2 separate regions of the Homo sapiens genome follow, and region 1 is linked to region 2. A link is an interaction called in ENCODE POLR2A ChIA-PET data of the cell type or tissue named here. Cell type or tissue: HepG2. All regions are shown on one strand. Each heading gives the region's core, and the rest is flanking DNA. Links, peaks and the distances in the headings are about the cores only. Region 1 overlaps PRKAR1B (protein kinase cAMP-dependent type I regulatory subunit beta). Region 2 has its middle 47 kb from the start of PDGFA.

The links. Peaks named below come from ENCODE experiments on the same cell type or tissue, not always from the same donor. Only the 100,000 strongest peaks of a DNase experiment are listed, where the experiment ranks them.
Region 1: POLR2A ChIA-PET joins it to region 2 with 5 read pairs; 3 of 35 experiments call an interaction of 5 or more read pairs at or near these places.

Annotation. Positions count from the first base shown.
Region 1 is chr7:551,927-556,300 of GRCh38, forward strand. All of the region lies in intron 9 of PRKAR1B (protein kinase cAMP-dependent type I regulatory subunit beta), which reads right to left. Among named protein-coding and RNA genes, the nearest start is that of PRKAR1B-AS2, 7.8 kb to the right of the region's middle. RefSeq lists an enhancer at 519-1,019. In HepG2, for the core only: no CTCF peak of the experiment used is centred there; DNase peaks (open chromatin) are centred at 1,055 and 1,785.
Region 2 is chr7:470,534-474,907 of GRCh38, forward strand. No RefSeq gene overlaps it. Among named protein-coding and RNA genes, the nearest start is that of PDGFA, 47 kb to the right of the region's middle. RefSeq lists enhancers at 431-1,387, 4,259-4,374. In HepG2, for the core only: no CTCF peak of the experiment used is centred there; a DNase peak (open chromatin) is centred at 2,068.

The sequences.
Region 1 (4,374 bases), core at 264-4,263, 81 kb after region 2:
CACCCAAACCCCCACCTCCCGCCCGGGTCCTTCCCTCGGCGCCACTGCCATCACCATGTCACCACCCAAACCCCCACCTCCCACCCAGGTCCTTCTCCAGAGCTACTGCCACCACCACGTCACCACCCAAACCCCCACCTCCCACCCAGGTCCTTCTCCAGAGCCACTGCCACCACCACGTCACCACCCAAACCCCCACCTCCCACCCAGGTCCTTCTCCAGAGCCACTGCCACCACCACGTCACCACCCAAACCCCCACCTCCCGCCCAGGTCCTTCTCCAGAGCTACTGCCACCACCACGTCACCACCCAAACCCCCACCTCCCACCCAGGTCCTTCTCCAGAGCTACTGCCATCACCACGTCACCACCCAAACCCCCACCTCCCGCCCGGGTCCTTCCCGCAGAGCCACTGCCACCACCACGTCACCACCCAAACCCCCACCTCCCGCCCGGGTCCTTCTCCAGAGCCACTGCCACCACCACGTCACCACCCAAACCCCCACCTCCCACCCAGGTCCTTCCCGCAGAGCCACTGCCATCACCACGTCACCACCCAAACCCCCACCTCCCACCCAGGTCCTTCTCCAGAGCCACTGCCACCACCACATCCAATGCTGCTGCTTCTCCCGTTCCCGGCACCTGTGACCAGGGCATCTGAGCACCGCGGGACCTGCCCAGAGACCACCGTCCGGCCTGGCCCAGCTCCCATTTTTGTTCAGACACACAGCTCCTCGAAATGGAACTCACTGGCCCCCCGCACCTTTGCCGAGGCGAGCGGAGGAGCCGGGAGGGGACGCGCTGGGACCTTCCCTGGGGGTCGGTATCTTTGTCACAGGGCTGCCGGTCTCCAAGCTGACCTTGGACCAACTCTCAAGGACTGGGAGCTCATCCAGCCATCCCGGCCTCCCCGGGGAAAGGGGAGGGGGGCGCTGTCTCAGGGTCACATGCCTACTAAGCTCCCTCCTGACCCCCGACACGGGGAAGTGGGGAGGGGTCTGCGGGTTGCCCAGATCAATGATTAACACAGAGGCCGTGGGCAGCATATCACAGGGCACCGCCGCAGCACGTGCTACGCACAGATGCAGCCTGCGGACGGCGGGGCTGGGGTAGCTGAATGTCCCCTGGACTCTGGTCCCTCCAGGGCCCCAGGTGTGGAAACCGCGGCCTGGCACAGGGAAAGCGTGGGCTGTGTGGCCAGACGGGGCTGCCGTGTCACTGTCCCCCCTGAGACTCCGCCTGCCGGGAACCTAGGAATGTCCCGCTGACACTAGAGCCGCTGGGAAGACACACTAGAGAAGCTTCCTCTGAACAGCCGGGGAAACGGTCTGTCCTCAACACCAAACACCCTCAGCAGGTGTTGATGAATGTAGCTCTGTCGCCGGCCCTGCACGCCGCCGGCCTCAGACACTCCCCGAATTCCACTCTGAGCAGCTCTCTCTGCACCACGCTCCGACCGGTCCCTAGTCCCCGGAGGCAGGGCCCCGCGTCTGCCGCAGAAGTGCAGCACCTGCGTGAGGAATGTCACCATCCCATTTTACAGCCGGGGAAGCTGAGGCCCAGGAAGGTGGCAGCACCTGCAGCCTGGCCCTCCAGGGTCCGGAGACGGCACCATCCGGGTACCCAGGGATCACGTCCCCACAGCCCCAGCCGGCCTGGCAGACGGCGGCCCTCTGAGAGCAGCTGCTCTTGGAGAACAAACACTTCATTTCAAGGTGGGCTCGGTTCACCCTGGCTCACCCAGACCCAGCCTCAACAAATGCCAGCCAGGCTGTACCTGGGTTAATGAGTAACTCCCCACCTCATCAGTCTGGGAGAGATGTGGGTCAGGAGACCCTGCTGGTGCCCGCCACGCCTAGAATCTCCAGGCACCAACTGGCAGCCCCTGTGACAGCCAGACCGCTGCCCTGGCCCCTGATCCGGCCGTGGGGCCACTCGGCTCCCAGGCCTCTGCCGTGTTTATGAATCCAGCTGATGGATGAGCAGGACGTGTAAACAACAGACCGGGCGGCTGAGTGCCGCCACTGTGGGCAGGGGGAGACAGGGAGCGTGCCCTCAGCCGGGTGCCCACAGACTCAGACCCCGGGCGCTGGAGAGAGGGAAGACTCCGTGGGCCCCCACCCACAGGAACAGCTCCCAGCTCTCCTCCCAGTCCTGGCACTGGCTCAGGCCAGACCCGGGCACAGCTCTGGGCTCTGAGGCCCATGTGGGGGCAGATGGCGGAGGGTGAAACTCCTGGGCTCTGAAGCCACCGGCCCCAGCCTTCCCATAGGTGAGAACTCTGCTTCCTGGTCTTCAAAGCTGTGGCCACTCTGAGAATTCGGTGCGAGAAAATTTGGTTAGCTGGGGTCTGGAGCAGGCCAAGCCCCCGCACAGGAGAGCCGCTGTGAGCGGCGTTATTTGTCTGGACAGCCCATCACGCTGACCTTGCGGACAGACGTCATCGATGCTCCCTTTGTGGCCATTTTTAACACTTTCTGTTTCACAGCTGGGATTATTTTCCTCTCTCAGAATCCAGGCGATGAACCTGACGGCCTCTGGTTCACAGGATTACTTGGTGAAACCTGGGTGTGGAGCAATGTTCAGGTGCTTTTGACCCCAAATAGCAGAAAACCCAAATTGAGGCTGGTAAGGTCTAATAAAGGCCACGGATCCCACAGAGCCAGAAGACAGGGGAGGCCACGGATCCCACAGAGCCGGAAGACAGGGGAGGCCACGGATCCCACAGAGCCAGAAGACAGGGGAGGCCACAGATCCCACAGAGCCAGAAGACAGGGGAGGCCACGGATCCCACAGAGCCGGAAGACAGGGGAGGCCACGGATCCCACAGAGCCGGAAGACAGGGGAGGCCACGGATCCCACAGAGCCGGAAGACAGGGGAGACCACGGATCCTGCAGAGCCGGAAGACAGGGGAGGCCACGGATCCCACAGAGCCGGAAGATAGGGGAGGGCTCCCAGGCCCATTTCATGGCTCGGAGGTGGCAGGGACCCAGCCTTGCTCTTGCTTCCTGCTCTGGGACCTCGGGGAGGTGCAAGGTCCTCAATCAGGTCCCTCATGGGGGCACAGAGGCTGCCGTGGCTCCGGGAGTCACCACAGGCCACCCCTACACCATCAGCAGAAAGACAGAACCTACCTCTTTCTCCTGCACTTCTCCCCTCAGCAGTGAGAAACCCTTCCAGAAACTCCTGGAAACATCCCCTCACTCCTCATTGGCCAGAGAGGGTCTCACGCTTGCCCTAAACCAGTTGCTGGGGAATATGACCCATGGGACTGGACGTGCCCCGCTCTGGGGAGGGGCTGAGGATTGGGATTCTGCCGGCAAGGAAGCGGCAGGGATGGGTCCGGGGAGCCCCCACGGGGCTGCTGTGCCGACTGCTCCCGGACACACCACACTTTGTCACTAGTCACGCTGTCTGGATGCAAGAGCACACTGGCCGTGCTCGGTGGTCTCTGGAATCCGGTTCTAAGTGGTGGCATCTCCTAGAGGCCATTTGGAAATCGGCAGCATAATTACCACACGGATGACTTTTTTAATTGGAGGCATTCTCACTCTTCACACGCCCTGATAGGAAAGGATGCACAGGTACCTTCAGGCTGGACCCTCCTCTGAGGCTCTGGAGAGATGTGTTTTGTAAACCTCTGCTGTCTTTCCCTCCAGCCCGACCAGGGAGGGACTGACCACTGTCTGGGCAGCTGCTGCACCCCAGACCTTCACATGCCCCCTTTTTCAGGGCCCCAGCATGTTGTGGGGGGCATGAATTTCTCCACTTCGCAGATGGAAGCCCAGAGAGGTTGAGCAACTTGGCCAAGGCCACACAGTCAGAGTCCCGCTGCCTCCACAAGCAGATGACATCCAGCCCTACCCGAAGGCTGCAGTCACCCGTGGTGGTGGCCAGCACACCTGGCTCACAGGCCCTGTTGCAGGAGGGGTGCTGCGAATTGGCAGACGGGAGCCCGGGAGGCAGACCCAGGCAGCGTGGGCTTGCATCCAGGCCCCCCACCTCAATGCATGACCAGATGCCCCCGCTCCGGGGACTCAGCCAGGTACAAGCCGTCTTCATCCCTCCTATGCTCATCCCAGCAGTGCGGCCCCTCCGGGCCCCTGTCTCCCTCTTGCATATGCCCCGGGAGTGGCCAGCACGAATTTTGCTTCAAGGACGCTCGGCTCCTGGCTGTCTCCAAGCTCCCAGGCACCCCCAGGCCACCCTGCACCCCTGAAGCCTTTGTGAGAACCACCATGAAGCCCCTGACCAGAACACAGCTCAGGTGGGGGCATTCGTGCTTCCCACCAAGAGTGACTGGACACCCACCACGTGCCAGGCACCGTTTTAGGCCACGGAGGAAACTTCTGGAAACCGACCCCTCAGAGGCAT
Region 2 (4,374 bases), core at 161-4,160:
CCACAGCACACCCCTCCCCCACCCTATATCTCCCTGTGCCCCTCAACACACCCCTCCCCCGCCACCCTATATCTCCCTGTGCCCCACAGCACACCCCTCCCCCGCCACCCTATATCTCCCTGTGCCCCACAGCACACCCCTCCCCCGCCACCCTATATCTCCCTGTGCCCCACAGCACACCCCTCCCCCACCCTATATCTCCCTGTGCCCCACAGCACACCCCTCCCCCGCCCTATATCTCCCTGTGCCCCACAGCACACCCCTCCCCCACCACCCTATATCTCCCTGTGCCCCACAGCACACCCCTCCCCCGCCACCCTATATCTCCCTGTGCCCCTCAACACACCCCTCCCCCGCCACCCTATATCTCCCTGTGCCCCACAGCACACCCCTCCCCCGCCACCCTATATCTCCCTGTGCCCCACAGCACACCCCTCCCCCACCCTATATCTCCCTGTGCCCCACAGCACACCCCTCCCCCGCCACCCTATATCTCCCTGTGCCCCACAGCACACCCCTCCCCCACCCTATATCTCCCTGTGCCCCACAGCACACCCCTCCCCCGCCCTATATCTCCCTGTGCCCCACAGCACACCCCTCCCCCACCCTATATCTCCCTGTGCCCCTCAACACACCCCTCCCCCGCCACCCTATATCTCCCTGTGCCCCTCAACACACCCCTCCCCCGCCACCCTATATCTCCCTGTGCCCCTCAACACACCCTCCCCCACCACCCTATAGCTCCCCCATGCCCCTTCTCCCCTTTCATGCTGTTCGGGGCGTGTCCATCTGTTGACCGTCTGTCTCCCCCGCCAGGATCCTGTGCACCCCTGCACACGCCCAGCCTGGGCACACTCGGCAGACCGCTGATGATCTACTGGAAGAGCAGACGAGGGTCTGACTTCCTAAGTCATGGTGTCAGCCTCGAACAGGAGTGTTCTGGGTCCAGGGAGATGTCATGGAGTGAGCTGGGCCTGGGCTGGAGGCCTGGCTCTGCTGGCGGGGCTGAGCCCATTCACCCATCAAGCCCCCGTTTCTCATCTGTATGATGGGAGGCTCCCCGCACCACCCTCTCTTCCCTATCACCTTTCCGACTGACCTGGGTGGGGGCCAGGTGTGACTGTGGCCAGGGTCTATGGGGGATCACTGAGGTCCTCAAGATGGCCCCGGACAAGGAGGGGCATCAAAGCAGGGGAGACAGAGGAGCTCTGGCCCCGTCTTCCCCAGCAGCCCATGAGCCATGGATCAGCCGGGGGCGCCCATGTTGAGCAGTCCCAGGGAGCCCGCTGCCCTGAGCCATTTGACCAGAGGGGTGGCCCGGCCAGCTCGGCACAGTGCTGAATTCTGGGGACCTCATCGCTCCTGCCGGTCCCCTAGGGGCTCACAGTGGGGCTGGAACGAAAGGGAGCCTGATGGAGCCTGCAGCTGACTGCCCAGGAAGCTTCCGGAACGCAGCCACGTGGGAGCGGTTGCTGGAACTTCCTCACACTGCCTGTTCAGGCCGGGCCCGCATTCCCCCTCCAAGGGAAGGGAGGGCCAGAGCCGGTGCGAAATCTGTCCTGGCAGCTCCCCAGGGACTCCCGGGGCAGGCTCAAGTTTCTAAGGAGCATAAACTATGTCTTACAAGTCGAGATAGTGACTCCAGTGACTGAAAACATCAGAAATAGCTCTGCTGAGTCAGTCCCTTCCCAAAGTTCTGTGGGAAAGAGTCTGTCGGCCAGAGGGCTGACCCCACAGGCCCCAGCTCACTTGCAACAGCTCCTGCAGCCCAGGGAGAAGGCATGGGAGGGACCCGGGTGGTGGCACCTGGCAGCTGGTGAGCAGCCCTGAACCGTCCCTGGTGACAAGGAGGGGACACAGCTTAGAGGCACCCGCCATGCCACCTTTGTGGAGCTGGGCAGGCCTGGGGTTTAGGGACTCGGCGCAGGTCCCCCGGCCCCCTCATCCTGACACTTCTTTTCCTGGAGCTGCCTTTTCACAGCCTTCCCCCGAGGAGGAGTGACCTTTGGCTTGTTTGGATGTTAAGCGGGGAATCCGCACACAAGCCACAGTGTATGCGCACACACACAGAGGCACTGACGCACGGTGGCTTTACATGAAGGAGGTGCGTTATATCACATGACAGGAAGTTCAAGGTGTGCACTCAGTGATTCTGTGATACCACAGGAGCTGGGATTCCTCCTCCTCTCTACCCTGCCATTCTCAATTGGCCTCACACCTCATAATTGTCCCCTCGTGGTCACAAGAGGACTGCCATAGCTCCAGGCATCACGTCCTCATCCACCACCCTCTAAAGGCATCCCTGCCTTCTGCCCCTTTTATGACTTTTTATTTTTATTTTTATTTTTATTTTTAAAGATGGGTTCTGGCTCTGTCACTCAGGCTACAGTGCAGTGGCACGGTCATAGCTCACTACAGCCTCAACCTCCAGGGCCCAGGCAATCTTCCCACCTCAGCCTCCTGAGTAGCTGGGACCACAGGCATGCACCACCATGCCTGGATAATTTTTTTTTTATTTTTGTAAAGATAGGGGTCTCGTTATGTTGCCCAGGCTGGTCTCGAACTCCTGGCCTCCAGCAATCCCCCTGCCTTGGCCTCCTAAAGTGCAAGGATTACAGGCATCAGCCACTGCACCCAGCCTTGTGCCCCTTTCTGAGAGCCGGGAAGATGCTCCCAGGAGCCCTCGGGAGGCTTCCCTCCGGTCTCGTGGCCAGAATTGTCTCCTGCTCGTGTGAGTCGGTGGCGGGCCAGGCGAATGGAGCTACCGGGGCTGCCGCTTTGGACTGCTCGGCATTTGCCCCATGGGGCTGCACAGGGGCCCAGGCTGGCTGAGAATGTCCCTGGGTCCAGGAGGCAGACGGAGGTACAGCCCAGCAGCCAGGAGGTGTGTCAGGATGTTCCCCAGTCAGCACCCGTGGAGGGGAGGGAGGAGGCAGGGTGGGCGAGGAAGGTCCAACAGTGGACGGCCTGCCCACAAGAAGCTCTGAGGCTGGGAGCTGGCAGAGTTGCTGCAAGTGGGTTGGGCCAGGACTGCTGGGCCTGTGCACCTGCCTGGATGCATCAGTGGTCGTGGGCTGCCCTGGGAAGGGCGTGAAGCTCCCTGCAGCCAAGGATCCTGGAGGTGCTGACATCACCCAGCCACCGGACAACAGCCTGCCCTACTTCGAGGAGCTCTGGGCAGCCCAGCCCCATGTCCCCCTCACGCCCCACCCCACAGCTGACAAAAAGACCACAGGAGTCCAACAGCCAACCAGGGGGAGGCCGTTGAATTCGGGGGACAACCAGAAACGCCTGAAACAGAGATAAAGAGACTGATATGGAAAAGACTGGGCTGGCATGGTGGCTCCCAACTGGGATCCCAGTGCTTTGAGAGGCCGAGGCGGGAGGATCACTTGAGCCCAGAAGTTCAAGACCAGCGTGGGCAACATAGTGAGACCCCGTCTCTTTTAAAAATCCTTTTTTAATTAGGCAGGCATAGTAGTGCGTGCCTGTTTTCCCAGCTGCTAGGGAGGTAGAGGCAGGAGAATCACGGGAGTTTCGAAGTCCAAGGTCACAGTGAGCTGTGATTGCACCACTGCACTCCAGCCTGGGCAACATGGCAAGACCCCATCTCTAAAAGAAAGAAACAAGAAGACATGGAGAGAAATATCCAAAAATGTTTACAATAATGATTTCTGGATAGAAGGATTATAGGAAGTTTGTCGTTTTTTTCTTTGTCCTACTCTGTCTAAAGTGAATATGTATTTCTTTTATAATCAAAAAAACTTAACTTTTTTATAAGAAGTCCTTTTGTCAACAGAGCACAGGGTCTGGATTCAAAGACATGGGCTCAGCTCCTTTTGGGGCAATCCCAGGGCCCGCTGACGAGATCCGGGACAAAGTGAGTTCTGGGGACAGTCGGCTGTGCCTGCAGCCTCTGCTTCAGGATTCCCCACTGTGTTCTCCAGCCCACACTCCAGCACCCTGAGACTGGGGTTAGGTATGACCTTTCCCACGAATTAGCCATGTGATATTTTTTGAAGACATGAATTGTCATACTGCCAGATTCTTCATCCATAAAGTGGATCGTGCCCTTAGCTGGCTCACGAGTTGTGTTTGTTGAGATGGGTAACTCTAGCTGCTCTAATAGAGCCTCATACTCCCCAGCTTGACACAGTAGAGTTTATTTCTCGGTCAGGGGAAGGCCAACCTGGATTGTTCCCAGATGGTGGGCAGCAGTCCACATGGTCATGCAGGGATCCAGGCTCCACTTGACTCAGCTCTGCTGTGCTGCCTTTGGCCCCTCCAAATTCTCCACTCAGACAGAGAAAGAGGGCGAGGATCATGGTGGGGCAGGAGTAGGGCCAGGCTTGGAAATCCCCCGAATCCCACTGG